3 separate regions of the Mus musculus genome follow, and regions 2 and 3 are each linked to region 1. A link is a loop called in an ENCODE intact Hi-C map of the cell type or tissue named here. Cell type or tissue: left cerebral cortex. All regions are shown on one strand.

Region 1 (8,000 bases):
GACCTTGTCTCAAAAACAAAGGCTGGCATGTAGCTCTGTGGGAGAAAACTTGCTGAGCACTGGTGAAATCCTGAGTTTAATACCCACTACCAAAAAGTAAACAAAGTGAATCTAATTAAACTAAGAAGTATAGTGTGACTGTGAATTCGATTCAAGACAATACCTGATCATGATGGCTCATATCTGCAGTGTTGGGTACTTGGGATATGTGGCAGGGAGGCCACTTGTGCCAACCACTTAGACAGTAGATTGGGCATCATAGCAAGGCCCATCTCAAAACAGCATAGTAATAGTGCCAGTTCTTCCAGAATTAATATCAGGTCTAATACAATCCTTAGAGTCTCAGCAACTCCCCACTTCCCTGGGTTTAAAAAAGAGAGAAACGAGTTTGTAATTAAGGACATTGTGGCTCTTTCAGAGGACCTAGGCTCAGTTCCCAGCTCCCACTGGGCAGCTCCCAGTTGTCTGTAACTCCAGTTCCAGATAACCCAGTGCCCTCTTTTGAATTCATGGCACCATATCTGCACTGGAGCACCGACCTACATGCAGACAAAATGCATACCCATACAAATAGACCTTTAGAAACAAAGTATACTCTAATACAAACATTTCCTTTTGAATAAAAATGACTTGCATTTTGCAGTCTGAAACTGTGTCATCAAGCTCTGTGACCTCCTTCACAGACTCCAGCTGACACTGTACAACTAACTCTGCAGTGTTCCTGGGCATACTGTAGAGGTGTTTTCTTCTGGTCAGAGTCTCTCTGGCAGCTTCAGGGGCTGTGTTCTTTAATTCACTTTCATTACATTTATTCACTTTGTGGATGTGCACATGGCATGACTGTGCAGAGAAGTCAGAGGACAACTTGCAGGAGTCTACTGATGGTGTGTGTGGGTCTAGGACATGGAACTCAGGCTTGGCAACAAGTGCCTTTACGTGCTGTGCCATCCCAGGGGCTGGACTCTTATCAAGTTTCTAATCACATACAGTTTTTCATTTGCTGAGGGAATGTGAATTTGAGAGGTATTTGCTTTCTCTAGGCCAAGCACCTTTGGAGAGGGGGAAGAAGAGTATTTATGGCAAAATCTCACTATGTAGCTTTGGCTGTCCTGGAACTTGCTTTGTAGACCAGGCTGAACTCACAGAGATCCAACTGTCTCTGCCTCCCAAGTGATGGGATTAAAGGTGTGTGCCACCACACCCAGGTGTAATTTTTTATTAAATATTTTCTTTATTTATTTTTCAAATGTTATCCTCTTTCTTAGTTTCCCCTCCAAAAATCCCCCATCCTCTTCCCCTTCCCCCTGCTCCCCAACCCACCCACTCCTGCTTCCTGGCCCAGGCATTCCTCTATACTGGGGCATAGAACCTTCACAGGACCAAGGGCCTCTCCTCCCATTGATGGTAATGTTTTTTAGAATTATTTATTTTGTGTATATGAGTACACTGTTGCTGTCTTCAGACACACCAAAAGAGGACAGTGGCTAAGAGCTTCTATTACTCTTCCAAAGGACCTGAGTTTGATTCTCAGTACTCACATCAGGCAGCTCAAAAACTACCTGTGCCTCCTGCTGCAGAAGGACCATGTCTCGGGCTTCTGCATTCACCTGTATAGACATACATAATTTATAAATAAAATCTTGTTTTAAATTTAATTTTGTATATTTATGTACTTCTTATGTATGTGTATGTGTGTTTGTGCACTGGTGTCAGTGGAGGCCAGAGAAGGGTGACTGACTTCCTGGAGTAGGTGATTGTGAGCAGCTTGATGTAGGTGCTGGGAATCAAACTTGGGTCCTCTGAAAAAGCAGCAAGCACTCATAGCCATGAGCCATCTCTCCAGCCCCTATCTGAAATTATCATTTTTTCAAACATTGCATGTGATGTGTGTGTTTCTGTATGTGTGTGGTATGTATGTATGCATGCATGTATGTATGCTCACATGTATGCACCATAGTGCACATGTGGGAGTCAGGACAACTTTGTGGAGTCAGTTCTCTCCTTCTCTGTATGTGGGTTTCAGCGATCAACCTCAGGTCGCCAGTCTTGAGTGGCAACTGTCTTTGCACACTGAGTCATCTTTAACCGCCCCCCCCCCCAATCTGGAATTCTTGATTTGGTAAATTTGTGATGATGAATCTGATCTGTACCAATGAGAAACTCTACAGTCTGTGCTGAGCCTGGAGGTCTTTCAACTACAGAACACAAAATCCCTGCCATAAGTCTAAGGACTCTTCTTTTTTGAGGCCACATCTGCTAAATGTCCAGCCTGAACGTTCACCAACTCCAGCAAGAGTTTTTTAGAGATAAGATTAGCCTTGGCCTGGCATGGTGGCAGCCACCTTCAACCCAGACACTTAGGAAACAGAGGCAGGTGGATCTCTGTGAGTTTGAAACCAGCTTGGTCTACAGAGCGAGAGCCGGGACAGCTAGGGCTACACAGAGAGATTCTGTCTCAAGCAAACAGAAAGATTAGCTGAGCCAGCTGTGGTGCGGGCTGAGGCAGGAAAGACTGCTATGAGTGTGAACATAGTTTGAACTACACTATCAAGACTGTCTCGAAAACCTGAAGCCTTGTCAGGATATCCTTGTTAATCATATCCTTAATCCCAGTACATAGGAGGCATATGCTTGTGGATCTCTGTAACCAGGAGTATTTTGTTCCCAGAATAATGACTCTGAGACTTAATTATTTATGAGTAAATGCTTAGGTCATAAGCTTGGGCTTGTTCCCAACTAGCTAATGACAAATATCTCATTTATTCTAGTCTATGTATACCATATGGCTATTTACCTCTCTTCAGTTTCATGAGTCTGTCTCCTCTGAGCCCAGGGTGAAATTCCAATCTCTATCAGAATTCCAGCCTTCTATTTCCTGCCTCTTGCTATTAGGCCATCAGCTCTTTATTGGCAGGAGATGGGTTCACACAGTACACACACAAGAGATTCTCTCTACAGATCTCTGTTCGTTTAAGGCCAGCCTGGTTTACACCAAGAGTTCTAGGACAGCTAAGGCCACATAGATAGACTATATATATATATATATATATATATATATATATATATATATATATGCCACTCCCAAAAGTACATATATGCAAGATTATTCTACAATTTATATGGAAAGGCAAAAAAACTAAAATAATTCAAATTATTTTTGAAAAACAAGAATAGAGGAATCCTTTTACACAATTTCTTGCCTTATCTATCTTTAGTATTTGTTCATATCAAAACTGTGATATGGGCAAAATAATAAATATCTAAGCATAATAGAAAACCAAAAGCTACCCTCAGACAAGCATAACCAAGTGGTTTTTAATTTAAAAGTTTTAAAGTTACATGGTATTTATTTTGGGAGCATATTTGTGGGGGAGGGGCACATAATGCCATCATACACAGCCTTCTTCCATGCAGGTTCTGGAGACAGTTCTCAGGTTATCCGGGCATGGTGGCAAATGCCTTTACTCACTGAGCCACGATCTCACAAGCCCACAGACTTACTGTTGACAAAAGCAGTTCAATCAAGGAAAAGTTAGGGTTTTATTTTATTTTATTTTATTTTATTTTATTTTATTTGTAAGGTAAGGTCTTAGGCAGAGGCAGGCAGATCTCTGTGAATTCGAGGACAGCCTGGTCTACAAAGTGAATTCCAGAGCATCCAAGGCTACACAGAGAAACCCTGACTTGGGGAAAAAAGCCAAATGAAACAAAACAAAACAAACAAAAACAACAAACAAAACAAAAAGATAACAGTCCAGATTGATTTCAAAATCATGATCCTTCTCTTTGCCTCCCCCAAATAGTATTTAAAACACTTTAAAATTAATTTAAAGCCAGGCAGTGGTGGTGCACGCCTTTAATCCCAGCACTTGGGAGGCAGAGGCAGGCAGATTTCTGAGTTTGAGGCCAGCCTGGTCTATAGAGTGAGATCCAGTTCAGCCAGGGCTACACAGAGAAACCCTGTCTCAAAAAAAAAAAACAAAAAACAAAAAACAAAAAACAAAAAACAAAAACAACATCTGTTTGGCATTGGAGAGATGGCAGATGGCTAAGAGATTAAAGTCACTTGTTCTTGCAAAGAACCAGGGTTCCCAGCACCTCCATTGTAACTTACAACCACCCAAATTCCAGTTCCAAGGCATCTGCTGTCCTCTTCTGGTGTCTTTCAGCAGGTGTGCATGTCATTTATGTGCATTCATGTAGGCAAAGCACACGTGTACCTGTGAGAGTCAATACTCTCTTTCCACCACGTGGATCCCAGGAATTAAACTCTGGTTATCAGGTTTGTCAGCAAAGTGCTTTTTACCCTTACCCACTGAGCCATCCCTAATTGTGTGTGTGTATGTGTGTGTGTGTGTGTGTGTGTGTGTTTGTATTTGTTTGTTTTGCTTTTTTCCAACTCTGTGTAGTTCTCCTGCACCACCACTGCATGGCTCCAAATAGTAATTTTAACAAATGGTGTGAGTTATTGGGTGTCTATATGTAAAACAAACAAAAACTCTCTTACCTCAATCTCACAGTTCTGACTGCTCCCACCTACAGCACTCCTTAACTTCTTTTTGCAGAATTGGAATAGGGCATCTTTAGGAGTGCTTGTAAGGGTGACCCCAAATATACTTACCTTCGCTCACTTCCCGGGGTTCCCAGACTCTTCCCTCAAGATCCTAGAGGAGATTTTACAGATCTTCCTAATGTTTTGCAGTGAGAAACACGCGAAAATCCTGCCAATTTCAAGGAGCCTGTTTTTCTGAGCAAGAATGCCCCCACCTTAGGTGCTAGGCTGACGAATGGGAGGCGGGGACCACTGCTGTGACAGGAGCAGCCCCGCACCCTTGGGAAAGCTAGAAGGCTTTACTCTGGAGGCCCTCGTGCAAGGAAGCCGTCCTGCGCATCCTCCCCACTCCCAGAAAAGGAAGGGTATAACAACACTGCAGTGAAGGAGCCCAGGGTGCTTCCGGGTGGGAACGCCGCTGCAGTGATGGGGAGACTGGATTGAGGGCAACCGCTTTGGTGAGCACACAAACGAAGGCACATGCCGCGAAAGGGGAGGTTTCTGCAATAACCTATTTGCTTCTTGTGGGGGGCGAGGCCTAAATGGTTTCCGATGCGGTGATGAGGGAGGGTCACTGCAGTGAGCGGGAGTCCACCCAGGGCGGGGTGGTGGTGGGTGGGCCACTGCAGTGTTGGGAAGAGGGGGGGATGTGTTTGCAGACTCGGCCGCCCTGTTTTGCTCACGAAACTCCTTACCTCCAGAAGGATGGAGAGGGGGCGCTCAGCTTCACTGTGCCGTTGGTGGGGGTCGTGCAGTGGCTGGGGTACTGGCTCTCTGCACTGCGGTCTCTTGCCTGGCTCTGCCGGCCTGAGCTGACGCGCGGAGGCGGTGCGGTGCCCGAAGGAACTGAGCCGCAGCCCCCTCCGCAGTGGCGGGCGGGGCAGAGGCGGGCTGGAGGGGCGGCCTCTTGGAACCCGGGCGGGACTACCAGCCAGCAGCCCGGCTGGCGCCCCTCTCCCGACTCACAGGATCTCAGTGGTAGTTCCGAGGTGGATCGCGCAGGTGCAGGAACAAGGGGCAGTCTGGACATCAGAGGAAGCATCACCCACTCTTGTCTGGTCGCGACGCCCCACAACTCCACCAAGAAGTGACGGTGAGGCTTGGGCTGCCCAAAGGGAGGGGGCGATCCCAAGACCCACCCTGTAGCATCCCCTGTGGCTACCTAGTCTCAGGCCAGCCTGGGCGGGGAGAGCCGCTCTAGATCAGATGACATGGACTCCCGCTGCCGCGACACCTCTGCACATCTGACTTCCCGAGACGCATTTTCCCGTCCCTTTCTAGTTCTTCCTACTGCAACCTTTCAAGACGGTCTACAGCCTCTCTCAGTACTCCAGTCACGAAAGGCAAGGAGAGATAAAGACTGCAGCCTTTTCAGCTCCCGACCTCACCCTGTCCCTGGGGACCCTTGTGAGCTAGGGGCGCCTAGGGCAATGCTGGCCCTTTAAACCTTTGCTTTCCACCCAGAGTATCTTCCATCTCTCCAGAAGCACCACTTCCGACAGCTGGCAACCGTGGAGAGCCAGGAGGCAGGGGGCAGGTACGGGGGCGGTGGTGAGGCCCCGAGAAGGTGCAGGAACAGCTGTGGGCACCACCCCCCAAGCCCCCGGCTCGCAACCCGCAGCGGGACTGGAGGACGCCTGGACTGGAGGGTTAACCATTAACCCTCCATTCCCCCATTGCGGAGAGCTGTTCCCTGCTCCTGCTACCCAGGTAACGGGCGAGGATGCCCATCTTTCCATCCTTGCACACACACACACCCCTCTTGTTATCTGCCCCGCCACCTGTCTGCTTGGACGCTGCGGCTTGGGGGTGGGGGTGGGGGTGGGGGGGTCTCCCGACTCAGCCTTGCTCCCTCTGCAAGCTTTCATCCCCAGGTCCCCAGGTACCCGATAGGGTCAGGTGGCATAGCTAGTTTTCATGACGCTGGAGCGAGGTGCCCCTCATCCAGCCCCTGTTCACGCAGGGTGGGCACCATGCCTGGCCTGTACTGCCCCACCAGCTGGACGCCGCTGCCGCTCACCGACTCCTGCGTCCGGGCCTATGCCAAGGGACCCTGCCTCAGCCTGCGTGCCCGGCTTACCTACCACAACCCACAGCCCCAGCCGGTGGAAGGTGAGACCTGGTGCGGGCGCGGGGAGGTAGCAAATGCCAGGTGGGGTTCGAGAGCAGGTCTGCCTGTTCCTGCTCGCAGGCGTGTTCGTGTACCCTCTGGCTGAGGCGGAGGTGGTATCTGGCTTCGAGGCCGAGGCGGCCGGACGGCGCGTCTCCTTCCAGTTGCATAGCCGGCGCCGATCACAGGCCGCCTGCTGTCGCGCTCTGGGCCCGGGACTAGGGACCTCTACACCCCGCCGCTGCGCACAGGGTAAGCTCCGAGCCCGAGCCCGAGCCCGCGCCCTCGAATGCCAGCTCAGGTTCTTGCACCCTCGTGCCTCCGCTAACATCGCCAGCCTCCTTTCTTCTTCCAGACGCTGATTTTATTTTCCATCCATTGGTTACCCCTTTATCCAGCAGTCATGGACTGGGCATCTAACCTGAACCTGGTACTGAAAGAATGTGGCCCAGGCTGAGTCTGTCCTTCGCAGCCAGGCAGACACAATAGGCACAAAGTAGCTTACAGGGTACCAAAGACCTCTACTGTTCAGGTAGCCATAGTCTCTTTAGGTTGAGGCAGGCTATCTCCTCCTCAGTCCCTTGCCTCTTAGACTACACACATGAGTTCCGGTGAACCTATGAACGGACTAGCTCCAGAATCAAATCCACTGTCCTGTCTAACAGCCCAGGTTCTCACTCCTAGCTAAAGCTCAATTTATACTGCTCAGCTCTACCATCCGCTGGCTCTAACTAATGTGTTTGTGCTTGTTCTCTGAGAGTTACTCAAATGCTTTCTCCTTATGGAATTCTCCCTTATCCTCCACGAATAATTGACTGTGCTCCCCCCTTGTTCCCCAGTCAGAGCACTTAAGAGGGAGAATAAATGTCACTGTACCTGCTTGTCTATCTCTCCCGAAACATTGCCTCCTGAGCTTGGGGCTGTACTTTGGTCATTTCTAGGTCATTTAACATAGAACCTGGGACAAAGGGATCCAGTGAGTACTGGAGGGCATGGAAATCCACCCCTGTGCTGTGCTCTGTGGTTTGCATCCTATTTATTTGTTTATTTATTTATATACGCATTTGATTCTTGTTCATACGACTATCAGGTAAGAAAAAAAAAAAAAGAAAGAATCCAACGGTGTGGAGAGTTGGATTAAGCCTAACAGACAGGTAGAAGCAAGAATAAAGTCTAGGTTCTAGCCCCAGGAATGTTCCAGAAAGAGGAACTAGCATTTAACTAGAAGAGTGGGAATTGGTGAAGGGAGATTAGGGGTGATGGTGTAAACACTGTGATGGATACACAGGACTCCAAGTGGGTTTCAGCTCACAACACCTGTGTGTCCTAGATACAGAG
Region 2 (8,000 bases), 80 kb after region 1:
CCATATTTTTGGAAGCACTTTGATAAAGATGGCTGGTCCCTGTGGTATGCTGAGTACTGCTTCCTTGAAGAGCTCACCCCGACCTTCATGAGTTGCAACCTCATCACTGGGATGTTTCAGCGATTGGACAAACTGAGGAAGAATGCCTTTGCTAGTGTTATCCTCTTTGGAACCAACAACAGCAGCTCCATTTCTGGTGTTTGGGTCTTCCGAGGCCAAGAGCTTGCCTTTGCGCTGAGTCCAGATTGGCAGGTGGACTATGAGATGTATACATAGCGGAAACTGGATCCTGGGAGCGAGGAGACCCAGACCCTAGTTCGAGTACTTTTCCTGGGAGGGGACCTTCCAGCACGTGGGCAAAGCTGTCAATCAAGGCAAGATCTTCAAGTGAACAAGTCTTGCCTGTTGCCTAGCTGCCTGCACCTACCCTTCAAAGGAGATGGGGGTCATTAAAGGAAACTGAACATTGGAAAAAAAAAAGTTAAAAGTTTTTTGTTTTTTTTGTTTTTTTTCAGGGTTTTTTCTGTGTAGCCCTGGCTGTCCTGGAACTCACTCTGTAGACCAGGCTGGCCTCGAACTCAGAAATCTGCCCACCTCTGCCTCCCAAGTGCTGGGATTAAAGGCGTGTGCCACCACGCCCAGCTGGTTTGGTTTCTTGAGACAAGGTTTCTCTGTATAGCCTTGGCTGTCCTGGAACTCGCTCTATAGACCAGTCTGGCCTCAGATCTTCCTGTTTCTGCCTCCCAGGTGCTGGGATTAAAGCCATGCACCACTACTGCCCTGCTGATAAAGGTCTTTTACTTTCTAAGTATCTAAGTCTGACCTTGAAATTGATACTTCTGCCTTCATGTCAGAATGTTAAGATTAAAGGCCATGTACCACACATCCAGCTTTAAAGAATATTCTAGAGCATTCATCTATATTTGCACATAAACTTTTTTAAAAAAATTATTTAATATATGTGAATACACTGTCACTTTCTTCAAACACACCAGAAGAGGGCATCGGATCCCATTACAGATGGTCATGAACCACCGTGTGGTTGCTGGGAACAACTCAGGATCTCTGGAAGAGCAGTCAGTGCACTTTTGAGCCATCTCTCCAGGACCTGTACATCAACTCTTATAACTACCCTTCAAAGGATTTTGTGTACTCCTCCAGGCCCATCTTCTGACCTTGGCTAAAAGACGCCCAAGACTGTGAAGTTCCACTCCTTTCTAACTTGATATATCCTGAGAACTCCTTTCAGGCTGCTGCTTGAGCGATCTGGTCACGTTAGCATCTCTGCTTGACTTTGACCTCAGAGTGATAGGGATGGGGAGCAACCTACTCCTGGGAAGGCAATTGCTCCTGATGGGCAGCGCTACTACAGGTTGAAAGCACTAGAACAAAGTTTACAGCTAGTACAAGTGTAAATCCACTACCCTGGGGCCTGGTGTCCTGCAGATGTGTGTATGTCTAACAGTGGGCATAGCACATGGTCCTACCAAACAACCATAGGTAATGTTGACCCAGCACTTAACCTCTGAATACTGTCTAGTACTAAGTAAATGCAATACACGTTGGAAGAATAACTTGTTTGTGTTTCAGAGGCTGTTGCAATTTCAGAGGTGAGTATAATTTGGGAGAGGTTGATAACTTGCTCATTGTCACATGAGAGGTAAGAGACTAGGATTGGTATCTGAGGTATATCTCGTGCCCTTAGTCATTATGGTAATATGTCTCTAGGATTTAAAACTTGGCCTCCTTGGTATGTGTGTGTAGGTTTGTTTTGTTTTGTTTTGTTTTGTTTTTGTGTGTAGTTTTTTTGTTTGTTTGTTTTGTTTTGTTGAGGTAGCATCTCTATATAGTCCTGTCCTGGAACTCCCTATATAGACCAGGCTCAAATTCACAGAGATTGTCTGGGTCTCTTCAGTACTGCGATTAAAGGTGTGCATGACAACACTTGATTTTTTTTTTTCAATTTTGTGTATGGATGTTTTGTTTGGGTGTGTGTGTAGTGGTCAGAGGTGGTCAGGTCTCCTGGAACTGGATTACAGAGCTAGGTTATAAGCTGTTCTATTGGTTTAAGGACTCAGATCCAGGTCGTCTGGAAGAGGAACCAGTTCTTTGAACCACTGAACCATCTCCCATCATCCCTGTAACTCAGAATCTTAGCTGAGAAAGCATCAGCAACTTCAGGTCTCTTCAGTCATCCATCACCTTGTTCTCACTTGGCCCCATGTGTAAAAGGTTTAATCCTTGGATATCAGTAAGTCTGTTGTGCCCCTTCAATATAACTGTTGTCTGAAAGAGCCTCTGTTATTGTCTGATAGTGATCTGATTAGTGCCTTACTGGATTTCTAGATGTAGTAACAATAAGATCAGTTAGGGCACTGGGAGGCAGAAACAGACTGACCTCGGCTTTCCAGACCAGCCTGGTTGCATATTTGCATACTGAGACCTTGTCTCAAAAAAGGAGTCTGGGGGTTCATGTGGGGGCCAGTGGTGTATCCAGTTGTAGAGTGCTTTTCTTGCATGCATGGATCCCTGGGGTCAATCCCCACCATTGCATAAATTGGGTGAGGTGGTACATAGAAGCAGTCATCCTTGCCTACAAACTGAATTTGAGACCAGTCTGAGCTATAAGAGACCCTGTCTCAAGAAAACAAAAAACCAAGGCCAGGGCAGGAAGCAGGGTGGATTGGTGAGCAGGGGAAGGGGGGAAGGGATAGGGGGAGGGTGCTTTTCAGAGGGGAAACCAGGAAAGGGGATAACATTTGATATGTAAATAAAGAAATATCCAATTTTTTTAAAAAAAGAAAGAAAACTAAAGAAAAACCAGGACCAGCAAGTAAGTAAACCTTCTCTGGACCTATAAGACAGAGAGAGAGCCAACTACTAGCAGTTGTCTGCTGACCCTGCCCCCCCCACAAAACAAATATAATTAAAATAAACCAGGTGTGTTGGCTTATACGTGTAATCCCAGCACTCAGAAAGCTGAGGCATAAGAGGTTTCTTTCTTTCTTTCTTTCTTTCTTTCTTTCTTTCTTTCTTTCTTTCTTTTTTCTTTCTTTCTTTCTTTCTTTCTTTTTTTTTTTTTTTTTCCAGACAGGGTTTCTCTGTGTAGCCCTGGCTGGCCTCGAACTCAGAAATCTGCCTGCCTCTGCCTCCCAAATGGTGGGATTAAAGGCGTATGAGTATGTATATGAGTACACTGTAGCTGTAGTTGTGAGCCTTCATGTGGTTGTTGGGAATTGAATTCTGGACCTCTGCTTGCTCCAGTTGACCCCACTCTCTCCAGCCCAAAGATTTATTTATTATTATAAATAAGTACACTGTAGCTGTCTTCAGACTCACCAGAAGAGGGCATCAGATCTCATTACAGGTGGTTGTGAGCCACCATGTGGATGCTGGGATTTGAACTCAGGACCTTTGGAAGAGCAGTCAGTGCTCTTACCTGCTGAGCCATCTCGCCAGCCCCAGAAACCATTCTTAATCTTGATTGGTTAAGTATATAGTCCAGGGAAAGGTATGGAAGGAAATTAAGCTAGACATTCAGGCTCAGCCAGGCGGTGGTGGCTCACGCCTTTAATCCCAGCACTTGGGAGGCAGAGGCGGGTGGATTTCTGAGCTCGAGGCCAGCCTGGTCTACACAGTGAGTTCCAGGACAGCCAGGACCGCACAGAGAAACCCTGTCTCAAAAATTGAGGCTCAAGCCAGGTCTAAAAGAGTTTTTCTAAGAGCTCTCCCTGAGGACTGCTGGATGCGAGTAGGTAAGTAACCATCTGTTTGGATGAAGCTCTGGGTGTCAGAATGGTTTCTGGAAACAAATAGCTTTTCCTCCCATTTGCTTCTGCTACCCCAAGCTACGGATATCCTGCCTTTTTTGCTTCTACATATCCATCTTTCTCCTACTCCCAGACTCCCCTGCCCAATCCAGGTCTTTTTCTCCTGGGGAGAGGTATTATGGGTACTGAGTCTAGGGCCTTGTACATTCCAAGGCAAATACTCCACTGAGCTACATTCTCAGTCTTCTTTCTCGGGAGGGTGGGGAGGAGAGGGTTTCTCTATGTATTTTTATTTATTTATTTATTTATTTATTTTTATTTGGGGGGGGGGGTGAGACAGGGTTTCTCTGTAGACCAGGCTGGCCTCGAACTCAGAAATCTGCCTGCTCTGCCTCCCAAGTGCTGGGATTAAAGGCGTGCGCCACCAGTTTTTTGTTTGTTTGTTTTTTTTTTTTTGCTTTTGAGACAAGATCTCACTATGTAGCCCAATGTGCCTTTGGACACACAAGCCAGTAGTGTAGTGAACTTTCTATCAGACTCACAAGTAGCTGAGGTTACAGGCCCATAGCACCTGACTCTGGCCTTAGGCCATCTCAGTGGTACCAAGTACCTCTGTTCACATTCCAGCACAGCACTGGTCACAACACAAACAAAATTGTTTTCATGTGACTTTTTGTTAGGTAGTTCAGGGGACAAGATTTCACCCTATAGACTCACTTTGAAACCTTTTTTTTTTTTTTTTTTTTTTTTTTTTTGGGTTTTCGAGACAGGGTTTCTCTGTGTAGTTGTGGCTGTCCTGGAACTCACTGTGTAGACCAGGCTGGCTTCGAACTCAGAAATCCACCCGCCTCTGCCTCCCAAGTGCTGGGATTAAAGGCGTGAGCCACCACCGCCTGGCTGAGCCTGAATGTCTAGCTTAATTTCCTTCCATACCTTTCCCTGGACTATATACTTAACCAATCAAGATTAAGAATGGTTTCTGGGGCTGGCGAGATGGCTCAGCAGGTAAGAGCACTGACTGCTCTTCCAAAGGTCCTGAGTTCAAATCCCAGCATCCACATGGTGGCTCACAACCACCTGTAATGAGATCTGGTGCCCTCTTCTGGTGAGTCTGAAGACAGCTACAGTGTACTTATTTATAATAATAAATAAATCTTTGGGCTGGAGCGAGTGGGGTCGACTGGAGCAAGCGGAGATCCAGAATTCAATTCCCAACAACCACATGAAGGCTCACAACTACAGCTACAGTGTACTCATATACATAAAATAAATAAACAAATCTTTAAAAAAAAAACACAGATGTTTAAAAAAAAAAAAAAAAGAATGGTTTCTGGAGCTGGGCAGTGATGGTGTATGCCTTTAATCCCAGCATTCGGGAGGCAGAGTCAGGCGGATTTCTGAGTTCGAGGCCAGCCTGGTCTACAAAGTGAGTTCCAGGACAGCCAGGGCTATACAGAGAAACCTTGTCTCGAAAAAACCAAACCAAAAAAAAAAAAAAGTTCAAGAGCAGTTTCTGGTTAATGAACTGAGAGAGTTATCAGATACATGGCAGTAATTGATTTTTTTTTTTCTTTTTTTTTTGCTTTTTTTCGAGACAGGGTTTCTCTGTATAGCCCTGGCTGTCCTGGAACTCACTCGAACTCAGAAATCCACCTGCCTCCCGAGTGGTGGGATTAAAGGCGTGTGCCACCACACCCGGCCGTAATTGATTTTTGTTTACTAGTTTGTTTAGGAAAAAAAGCCAGCAGAGAAGGGAGCCCTATGTGACAGGCCTCACTGAGTTCAGCAGAAAGTTACAAAACACTCTGCAGGTTTACCTTGGTTCATTCCACAAGTGTATATTTTGTTTTATTTCTTCAAAACTGTTGCTCAGATCTTTAGAGTGATAATTTAGTTTCCTAATGCCCTCATCCCCTGTGTGTGTGTGTGTGTGTGTATCCACAGATATTTATATTGGGGAGTTGTATATGTGTGCATGAGAGGCTAAAGGTCAATTAGTGTTTTCCTGGGGAGCTGTCAACCTTCCTTTTTTAGAGAAATCTTTCATAAATATGCAGCGCACGTGATTCAGGTAGATTGGCTGGTTTGCAAATCCCTGGGCATCTTGCCTTCTCTCAACTTTCTTGGTGCTGGAATTACAAGTCCTGGTCAGCATTTATTTGTTTTGTTTTTAAAGATTTATTTTACTTATAAGTGTACTGTAGTTGTTGATAGACACACCAGAAGAGGGCATCAGATCACATTACGGATGGTTATAAGCACCATGTGGTTGCTGGGAATTGAACTCAGGACCTCTGGAAGAGCAGTCAGTGCTCTTAACCCCTGAGCCATCTCTCCAGCCCCCCTGGCCAGCTTTTAATGTGGGTCTTGGGGAGCAGATTCAGATTTAGTGGTTTTTTTTTTTTTTTGGTTTTTCGAGACAGGGTTTCTCTGTATAACCCTGGCTGTCCTGGAACTCTCAATTTGTGTTTGTAGACCAGGCTTTCTTTGAACTCTTAAGAGTCTGCCTCTGCTTCCCAAGTGCTGGAACTAAAGATGTGTACCATCACATGCTTGAATTTTTTTTTTTTTTTTTTTTTTTTTTTGGTTTTTCGAGACAGGGTTTCTCTGTGTAGCCCTGGCTGTCCTGGAACTCACTCTGCAGAACTCAGAAATCCGCCTGCCTCTGTCTCCCAAGTGCTGGGATTAAAGGCATGTGCCACCACTACCTGGCACATGCTCAATTTTTACCTGAGCTGTCTCTCCAGCTACTGATTATGGTGATTTTTTTTTTTTTTTTGGACTGGTTGTTTTCTGTTACTGCATATTGAACCCAAGGTCTCCCAAATGCTGGGAAAGCACATGACCACTGAGGACTCAGGCCATCTAGAGGATCCTTGTGCCCGCATTTGCCCACCCTGTAGCCTTGCTTTCTTGGTAGCACAGTGATGAAGTTTACATTATTGCCCCCCTCACTTAGGTCACCAATTCTGTGATATAATGCATGCTAGGAGGTAGCATGTGAGAGGGAGAAAGGCCAGTGGGAAAGGCTCTGCTACCTAACTAAATGCTCAAATGCTCAGTTCAATAGAGTACAACTCTTTTTTTTTTTTTTTGGTTTTTCCAGACAGGGTTTTTCTGTAGCCCTGGCTCTCCTGGAACTCACTCTGTAGACCAGGCTAGCCTCAAACTCAGAAATCCACCTGCCTCTACCTCCCAAGTGATGGGATTAAAGGCGTGCACCACCACAGCCTGGCTATTTTTTTTGTTTTTCGAGACAGGGTTTCTCTGTGTAACCCTAGCTGTCCTGAATTAGCTCTCTACACTAGTCTAGCCCTTAATTCACAGAGATTCTCCTGCCTATGCCCCTGGAGTACTAGGATTAAAGGTGTGGACTACCACCACCCAGTTCAAATTTTCCTATTTTTAAAATTTAAATATTTACGTGTATGAATGTTTTGTTTTCATATGTCTGTGCACTACATGCATATGTGGTGCCTTTAGAGGGCAAAAGAGGGCAGAATTCTAACGAATCAGAGTTACACACAGACATGAACTGCCTTATGGGTTATGGGAAGTAAACCCAGATCCTCTTGAAGAGCAGGCAATAAAGAGCAACCAGTGCGCCAACCATTGAACCATCTCAGAAATCTTCAAGATGTGGTCTCTCTGTAACTCTGGCCGTCCTGGAGCTTGCTTTGTAGATCAGGCTGGCCTTGAACTCAGAGATCTACCTGCCTATCTTTCTGGAATGCTGAGATTAAAGGCGTGGCTCGCCACTGCCTGGTGACATTTCCCTACTTTAAAGCTTATGGTAACTGATTCCCTGCCTTAGCCAGTCAGCACACGTACAGCTTTGGGATTCCTTTTTCCATTATTCCAAAGTTTTCATGTTGACTTTTGCGTTTCCCTAGGAGCAACTGATTTTTTTAAAAAAACAAAAGTAAAATTGCTTCTTTAGATTGCGGCAGTTTCTTTGGTGCAATATTGAATTTCCTTTGTTAATAGGTCTATCAAAGATCAAATCTATAGCATTTTCAGAGGCTGCATAATTTGCACACTACACTTACTAGGGCAGGACTGCTTTTTAGATTCCGCACTCTGAGCTCCAGGCCGGCACTTCACTTAGCACTCACGCGCTCAATAAATGCTTGCGCAAAGTATGAATGAACTAAAGAACCGCCAGAGCCTCAGAGGGGGTCGGCCTGGGAGTTCCAAAGTTCGGGAGGGGACACGGGGGCGGGCAGTGGG
Region 3 (8,000 bases), 99 kb after region 1:
ATGAGTAAGACATAGGGGTCTCCTGTTTGCTGACAAGATACAGGCTGAGGGGTTTGGGATGCTTAACCAATGTCAGGAGAAAATAAAAAGAGGGAAGGGGGAGACAATTGATCTGATCCATTTGCTTCCTAGCCTCGAATGGATCAGTATTTCAACCAAATGGAAAAAATCATTAAAGAAAAGAAGACCTCATCTCGCATCCGTTTTATGCTGCAGGATGTACTCGATCTGCGGCAGGTATGTGTCCTCTTCCCCATTTCATTTGCTACTCTAGTTTCTGATACTACCTTGGCTGGTCCCCGCCAACCCCAAAATAACTTTCTTTCCACTTTGTTCCCAAAGAGTAATTGGGTGCCACGCCGAGGGGATCAGGGTCCTAAGACTATTGATCAAATTCACAAGGAGGCTGAGATGGAAGAGCACCGAGAACATATTAAAGTACAGCAGCTCATGGCCAAGGGCAGCGACAAACGTCGGGGTGGCCCTCCAGGCCCGCCTATCAGTGAGTGTGAGGCTCGGGCTGAGGAGGCAGAGGAGCTCCTAGAGGATATAATACCCTTTCCGCTGATGACTTCTGTCAGTGCCACGTGTCTGGGCCACTGAGACCACATGATGGGATTGAGGACCTGAGGAAGAGAGGCTAAGGGTGGCCCAAGAAGGGGTTGTCAGGACTTGTTACTCCAACATGCTCCCCCCACTCTCCCTCCCTCCCTTTTTCCTTTCCTCAGACCGTGGCCTTCCACTTGTAGATGATGGTGGCTGGAATACAGTCCCCATTAGCAAAGGCAGTCGCCCCATTGACACCTCACGGCTCACCAAGATCACAAAGGTAGGTTGTTTTCTGGAGTAGGTGAGTTGGAGGGTGATGAGAATGAAGTGTGCATTAGCGCCCCCCCCCCCCCCCCCCCCAGCTAGGGTGGTGATAGCCGAACTTAGACTAGTTAGATGAACTGCCACCCACTAAAGGATTTGTTCATATTGGTCTTAGTAAGCTGATAAGAACACCAAAATTGCCGGGCAGTGGTGGTGCACGCCTTTAATCCCAGTACTTGGGAGGTAGAGGCAGGCAGATTTCTGAGTTTGAGGCCAGCCTGGTCTACAAAGTGAGTTCCAGGACAGCCAGGGCTACACAGAGAAACCCTGTCTCGGGAAAACAAAACAAACAAACAAACAAAAAAAACCCCACCAAAATCAAGCCAAGAGTGATTTTAAGTGATTAAAAAAATAGGGCTGGAGAGCTGGCTCAGCGGTTAAGAGCACTGACTGCTCTTCCAGAGGTCCTGAGTTCAGTTCCCAGCAACCACATGGTGGCTCACAACCATCTGTAAAGAGATCTGATGCCCACTTCTGGTGTACATGAAGACAGCTACAGTGTACTCATATAAATAACAAATCTTTTAAAAAAAAAAAAAGAAAGGTGTGATATAGTATATAGAGTATGTACAATTTGGGTTCAGGTTAACAGCACTGGCAGTTCTTTCGAGGTCCTGAGTTCAAGTCCCAGGAACCATCTGCAATGATCGTGGGCTGGTGCTCTTTTCTGGCCTACATGCAGACAGAACAGTATATTCATAGTAAACCTTTTTTTAAAAAGTATATAGAACTTGAATTTTACTGTCTATGGGTAATTACTTGATATGACAAGTTATTCCTTTATGTTAACACTATTTTCACATTATAATAACAATGAGTAGTAGCCATAGGCTGTGGATTGTAAAGCCCTAAAATATTTACTCTCTTGACTGTTTAGTCAAAGCTTGCCTCACCTGTCATTTGTGCTAAGGGCTTAAGTTAGGTAAGACATACGAGTCTGCTGTCTTTCCTTTGGCAGCCTGGTTCCATTGATTCTAACAACCAGCTTTTTGCACCTGGAGGACGACTGAGTTGGGGCAAGGGCAGCAGTGGGGGCTCAGGAGCCAAGCCCTCAGACACAGGTATGGAGGCCACTGTAGGGATTTGGGTACTTGCTATTCTCAGCTTCCTTGAGTTCGTCTTTCCTATACAGAATAAGTAATTAGGGAATAAATGTAGGAGTTATACATGATGCCAAGGCCTGAATTACTTGTGACCAAGAGTCCTAAACAATAATGGGATGCATAAAGTAGTAAGGGTGTGTGGTGTACTCTAGCTCTTGGAAGGTAGAAATGGGTTCATGAAGTTTGCTTTCTGCCCTTCCTAGCATCGGAAGCTACTCGTCCAGCTACCTTGAATCGCTTTTCTGCTCTTCAACAAACATTACCCGCAGAGAACACAGATAACAGACGTGTTGTACAGAGGTGAGTTTCTGGGGGTGGAGTTGTTAGAGAATACTGTGATTGGGTTTTAGTTGTCACAGCATAGGGATCTCTCCTTTATTGCCTGGACATGTCCTTGATGACAAGAATGAGACCCCGAGGTTGCCCTGAATATTGGATAGTCAACATAAAATGCTTGAGTGGTACAGGTGAGAAACCATGTGTTTTGTCTTCCAGGAGTAGCTTGAGCCGGGAACGAGGTGAGAAAGCTGGGGACCGGGGAGACCGACTAGAGCGGAGTGAGCGGGGAGGTGACCGTGGGGACCGACTTGATCGTGCCAGAACACCTGCCACCAAGCGAAGTTTTAGCAAAGAAGTGGAGGAGCGAAGTAGAGAGCGGCCATCCCAGCCTGAGGGACTCCGCAAGGCAGCTAGCCTCACAGAGGATCGTGGTCGGGATCCTGGTGAGAAGGAAGGGAAGGCTTGTAGAGGAATGGGGGGAAAGGCTATTGGGTGATATGGGACTGAGTACTCCCCAACTTTCTTGAGAAACTCTGGATTCTTTTAAGCCGAGTCACTGAAAAGCTCTTCCCCTGTAGTGAAGCGGGAAGCCACTCTACCTCCAGTGAGCCCTCCAAAGGCTGCGCTGTCTGTGGATGAGGTGGAGAAGAAATCTAAGGCCATCATTGAGGAATATCTCCATCTCAATGACATGAAGGTTGGCACTGGGGAGGGACTAGTGATTGCTTGTAAGGGTTGGGGAAGGGGAGGCATGCTGACTGGCATGGTCTATATTGGCTGGGGACCCGGCAATGATGGTTTTCTTCTTCATATGTACTGCCTCAGGAGGCAGTACAGTGTGTCCAGGAGCTGGCTTCACCCTCCTTGCTCTTCATCTTCGTACGGCTTGGTATCGAGTCCACGCTGGAGCGTAGTACCATTGCTCGTGAGCATATGGGGCGACTACTGCACCAACTGCTCTGTGCGGGGCACCTCTCTACTGCCCAGTACTATCAAGGGTAGGATTCGTGTTAGTCCGTATCCGCATAGCTCACCAATTCCTTCTCCTTTGTGGGATTCCTGAAATCTCAGATTTTAGCTGGAGGTTGTCTCATGTCTGGAAAATGTTTCGGGGGGTGGGGGGGGGCTCCACATTTGATTTTTAGTTGTGTATTTCCCTAGAAGCAGGGTGTCTAACCCATCTCTAAATGCCCTGACCCCTTATTCCCTTTTCAGGCTGTATGAAACACTAGAATTGGCTGAGGACATGGAAATTGATATCCCTCATGTATGGCTTTACCTGGCAGAACTGATTACACCTATTCTCCAGGAAGATGGGGTGCCCATGGGAGAGCTCTTCAGGTAGGCCCTCCCTCCCTTTGTGGGTGTGAGAGACAGAATGGAGGAAGTGAGACAAGTTACAGACTTGGGTTTGGAGGCCATCGGGATTGATGATCTTTCTTACAGGGAAATTACGAAGCCTCTGAGACCCATGGGCAAAGCTACTTCTTTATTGCTGGAGATCCTGGGTCTCTTATGCAAGAGCATGGTGAGTTGAACCTTTCAAAGGTTGATATATTCAGAGACTTTTTTATGGCTTTGGCTGCCTTGGGTGACCATGGAGCCTCTTGGTCCTTTGTTGGCCTGGAGTATTTGTAATGCTAGGACTACTTTTGATACTTGAAAGAGGAAAAGTGTTAAATAGGTAGTTTGTGTCGTGAGTTCTTCCTGGGCTGAAGGAAGATTGGCAAAGAAAGACCCTAGACCCGTGGCTAATTCATTTGACTGGTGTTTCTTTGAACAGTTCACTATAGACCGAGATCCTAGGATTATAGCAGTTAAACAGTGTGAACTCCAGCTTGGTACAGAGCAGAGGAAGAGATGGGAGCCTCAGTGATTAGAGTGAAATGGGAGACAGTATCACAGTATCTCAGGACCGGCCATGGAGTGTTTGCAATGGAAGACCACCTTTGATGAGCACTACAACTATTTTATGAAAGCTAATTGGTGTCTGGAATGTAGGGCCTTGAAAACGTCAAGTTGAGAGTGGTGCCCGTGGTTGTAAGAAGTTGGGTATGTAGTGTGAAGTTTGAATGTCTAGAACTCTGAGGGGTAAGACAAGATTGAAAGGGACGTTTTGTGAAGATGAAGGTGTAGGTATGAAGATGAAAACCTTATTGTGTAAGGTTTTCTGAATGTAGGAAACCAATAGGCATTTTGTTTGGTTTCTTGTTTTTTTGTTTTTTTTTTCGAGACAGAGTTTCTCTGTAGCCCTGGCTGTCCTGGAACTCACTCTGTAGACCAGGCTGGCCTCAAACTCAGAAATCCATCTGCCTCTGCCTCCCGAGTGCTGGGATTAAAGGCGTGGCTACCACGCCCGGCAGATCCAGTGATTTCTTAAGAGTTCTACAAACTCTAAGTGATACTTTTCCTAGATGCGCTCCCCCATCCTAATGTCATACCACTGAGGTGGTAGTGAGTTCCTATTCCTTGTGATGTTTATTTAATCTAGGCATAGAAGGGTGGTGCCTATGTAGTATGATTATTGAACTATTGAGTCCTAAGAGTCAAGGGCCATGTGTAGAAGTAGCTATTGAGATGCTGAATTGGTCTTTTGTTTTTCAGGGTCCCAAAAAGGTGGGGATGCTGTGGCGAGAGGCTGGGCTGAGCTGGAGGGAATTTCTAGCAGAGGGCCAAGACGTTGGCTCATTTGTGGCTGAAAAGGTTTGACACTGGAGTTCACTTATTCTGCATTTGGGGCTAGCTAGTCTCATCTTTCCCTCATCTTTTACACTAGTTTTGGTCATTTGTTTATAGAAGGTGGAATATACCTTGGGAGAAGAATCTGAAGCTCCTGGCCAGAGGACACTTGCCTTTGAGGAGCTTCGTAGGCAGCTAGAGAAGCTGCTGAAGGACGGCGGCAGTAATCAGCGTGTGTTCGACTGGATAGACGTATGTTTTTCGTGGATATGGGGGAAGGAAAGAGGTAGTTTTTGAGGTGGATGGTTTGGGAGTAACAAGAGTGAATACTTAGAGTCTATTTGTTTTTCTGTACAGGCCAACCTAAATGAGCAGCAGATAGCATCCAATACATTAGTTCGAGCCCTCATGACAACTGTCTGTTATTCTGCAATTATCTGTAAGCCAGGGGAGTGGTGGGACAAGGGTGAGCCAGGCAATCTAATGGGGGGAAAGGAGTTTTGGTCTTGGCCTTCTAGGGCCAGCCAAGCCAGGTGAAGTCTTCATTACTCTGTTTTGTTCCCCCCCCCCCCCTGTAGTTGAGACTCCTCTCCGAGTGGATGTTCAAGTGTTGAAAGTGCGAGCAAGACTGCTGCAGAAATACCTGTGTGATGAGCAGAAGGAGCTACAAGCACTCTATGCTCTCCAGGCCCTTGTAGTGACCTTAGAACAGCCTGCCAGTAAGCCAGGCTGCAGGGGTGAGGGTGGGACAGAGGGGCTGCCAGATAGAAGCTGGTCATGGAAGGTACTCAAGCCAAGAGAGGCGGGGGAAAGAGCAAAATGCCATGGTGATTTGATTGTTACTTACCCTACCCTCTGCTTGTTTCCTTGCCTACAAATGGAGTGAGTTAATCTAAGCCTGGAGGGTTGATTGCCTGCCCGCTTTGTGCTTGACCAGTAGATGACAGCAATGCAGAGGTGATAAACAGTAGCATCTTTCAGATACCATGTGCCCATCTGTCTGATACAAGGCTGAAGTGCTTGCCTGCCTTTTTGGTTTTTTCTAAGACAGGGTTTCTCTGTGTAGCCCTGGCTGTCCTGGAACTCACTCACTCTGTAGACCAGGCTGGCCTCAGATATCCGCCGGCCTCTGCCTCCCAAGTGCTGGGATTAAAGGCGTGTGTCACCACCGCCCAGTGCTTGCCTGCCTTTTTAATAGCTATTAGGGATGGATTTATCTCCCTTTCCCACATTGGAAGATGGGGGCTTATGACTGTGTATGAGGTTTACAAATTCAGGACATGGGCATGCTTAGGTGTTAAAAAACTGTAATGAGCAAATAGAGCATGGTTCTGTGCTGGCCTGGAGTCAAAGCATGAGTGTTGGTAGATAGCTCTAAGAGATGATGGGTGTGGGTTGGTTACCTGTGCATAGAGACATGGAAAGCGCTACTGAAGGAAGTGCTGCAGTCATGAACAAGAGGGAATGAAGAAGTAGGGGTGAGGGGCCAGATACTAAAGGCCAGGTGAGTACTGATGGGGGTCTTGCACAGAATAGAGTAAGGATTGTAAGCAAAGAAAAGAATTTGAGGTGAGAACAGTAGTGCCGTACCCTGTGATCACCAGAGGCAGGGAAGAAGATCTCTAAGTGCAAAGCCAGCCTAGGATGATTAATTAGACCCTGTTTTAGAGAATGATCCCTACCCCAGCTGGTCATGGTGGCACTCAGGAAATGGGAAAATGGGTTTCTGATCAAGACAACCAAGGCTACTACATACATTAATAAAAAACAAAACAAAAAACAGTACCTAAAACATAAGTACCTTTAAAATGCTGTCAATTAGCTGTTTACTTCTATTTTACAGTGGAGACTGGCTTGCTTGGAATGGGATTGCCTCAAGATAAGAGCTCTGGTAAAATGGAGAACACAGATAGGGCAGGGGCCTGTGAGCAAAAAAAGTTTGGTATAGGAAAATGGTTGAAAATGCTAGATGCTATAGTGTGGCAGGAGCCTATCTAAACATTAAAAACCTTGAGTATTTAAAACATCGACATCGGCAGAGACAGGCAGATTTCTGAGTTCAAGGCCAGCCTGGTCTACAAAGTGAGTTCCAGGACAGCCAGGGCTATACAGAGAAACCCTATCTCGAAAAACCAAAAAAAAATATAAAAAAACAAAAAACATCGACGTCTTACTATCAAGCTACAGAATTTGATGGAGTAAGTAGGGGTCCAAAGTTCTGAATTGGAGAGAACTGAGATAGTTGTCTGAGACAGAAAAACAAGTACAAAAATCTTGTTTAGCTGTGGGGTAGTTAAAAGGTTGTTTGTGGCAAGATTGGACTTAACAGAAATGTGGTAAATGTGTGGGGCAAAGTAGATAAGCAGGTGTACAGGGCTCTCTGAGAAAGCAGATGGCTTTGGAGCACAGTTGTGGGATAAGTGAAGGATCAGCTCTACCCAGAGATGTGGGAAACCCAGAGGGATGAACCCAGGCTTGAACTTCCCGTAGTTAGTAAGCTAGCTTATCACCTTAGAGCTGGCCTTGAGGTCCTGTGCTTCACCTAATGGAGTTTGTGAGGAATGGGGTGGATGGTGTTCTGGGATTGCATTGTAAGACAAGCACCAACCGGGCGTGGTGGTGCTCGCCTTTAATCTCAGCACTCGGGAGGCAGAGGCAGGCGGATTTCTGAGTTCCAGGACAGCCTGGTCTACAAAGTGAGTTCCTCCAGGACAGCCAGGGCTATACAGAGAAACCTTGTCTCGAAAACTAAAAAAAAAGAAAAAAAAAAAAAAGACAAGCACCTCAGGGAAACTGCTGTGATGGCTAAAGGTTCCTGGGGGATTCACCAGGAAGATGGGATGGTAAGAGAAGTGGGCAGAGTGGAGCATTCTAGAGGCCAGAGAGGGTATGAGTATGTGGCAAAGAGGCTGCCAAAGTTTGTCTCGAATCTGTCTGTCATGGACTCAGTGCTGGACCTAGAGTTGAACCTAACTTCCAACTATTTATTTCTTTAGTCAGTCTTTTGTGATGCAATCTTAAGTAGTCTGGGCTGGCCTCAAACTAGTTAGGTAGTTTAGGCTTACC

What was found. Hi-C counts contacts between places; a loop is a spot of excess contacts. Peaks named below come from ENCODE experiments on the same cell type or tissue, not always from the same donor. Only the 100,000 strongest peaks of a DNase experiment are listed, where the experiment ranks them.
Region 2: a loop joins it to region 1, with 2.7 times the contacts of the local background. A loop is called at or near these places in 1 of 42 quality-filtered maps.
Region 3: a loop joins it to region 1, with 1.9 times the contacts of the local background. A loop is called at or near these places in 1 of 42 quality-filtered maps.

The regions. Positions count from the first base shown.
Region 1 is chr16:20,584,637-20,592,636 of GRCm38, forward strand. Vwa5b2 (von Willebrand factor A domain containing 5B2) reads left to right here and starts at 5,517. Exons shown (of 20, transcript NM_001384105.1): 1 at 5,517-6,262; 2 at 6,516-6,664; 3 at 6,744-6,914. The coding sequence starts at 6,526. It overlaps Gm35685 (predicted gene, 35685), which reads right to left and starts at 5,966. Exons shown (of 3, transcript NR_168482.1): 1 at 5,248-5,966; 2 at 4,622-4,664; 3 at 3,325-3,500. In left cerebral cortex, no CTCF peak of the experiment used is centred here; DNase peaks (open chromatin) are centred at 4,899, 5,451, 5,750, 5,998 and 1 more place; H3K4me3 peaks cover 2,280 bases; H3K27ac peaks cover 1,488 bases.
Region 2 is chr16:20,664,670-20,672,669 of GRCm38, forward strand. It overlaps the pseudogene Gm4462. Among named protein-coding and RNA genes, the nearest start is that of Eif4g1, 4.1 kb to the right of the region's middle. In left cerebral cortex, CTCF peaks have their summits at 3,334 (motif pointing right) and 4,870 (motif pointing left); no DNase peak of the experiment used is centred here; H3K4me3 peaks cover 397 bases.
Region 3 is chr16:20,683,680-20,691,679 of GRCm38, forward strand. It overlaps Eif4g1 (eukaryotic translation initiation factor 4, gamma 1), which reads left to right. Exons shown (of 33, transcript NM_145941.3): 19 at 133-237; 20 at 343-502; 21 at 729-829; 22 at 1,832-1,934; 23 at 2,180-2,276; 24 at 2,472-2,698; 25 at 2,834-2,952; 26 at 3,081-3,253; 27 at 3,471-3,596; 28 at 3,702-3,783; 29 at 4,860-4,958; 30 at 5,052-5,186; 31 at 5,292-5,373; 32 at 5,513-5,653. Snord66 (small nucleolar RNA, C/D box 66) reads left to right here and starts at 577; the gene lies at 577-634. In left cerebral cortex, no CTCF peak of the experiment used is centred here; no DNase peak of the experiment used is centred here.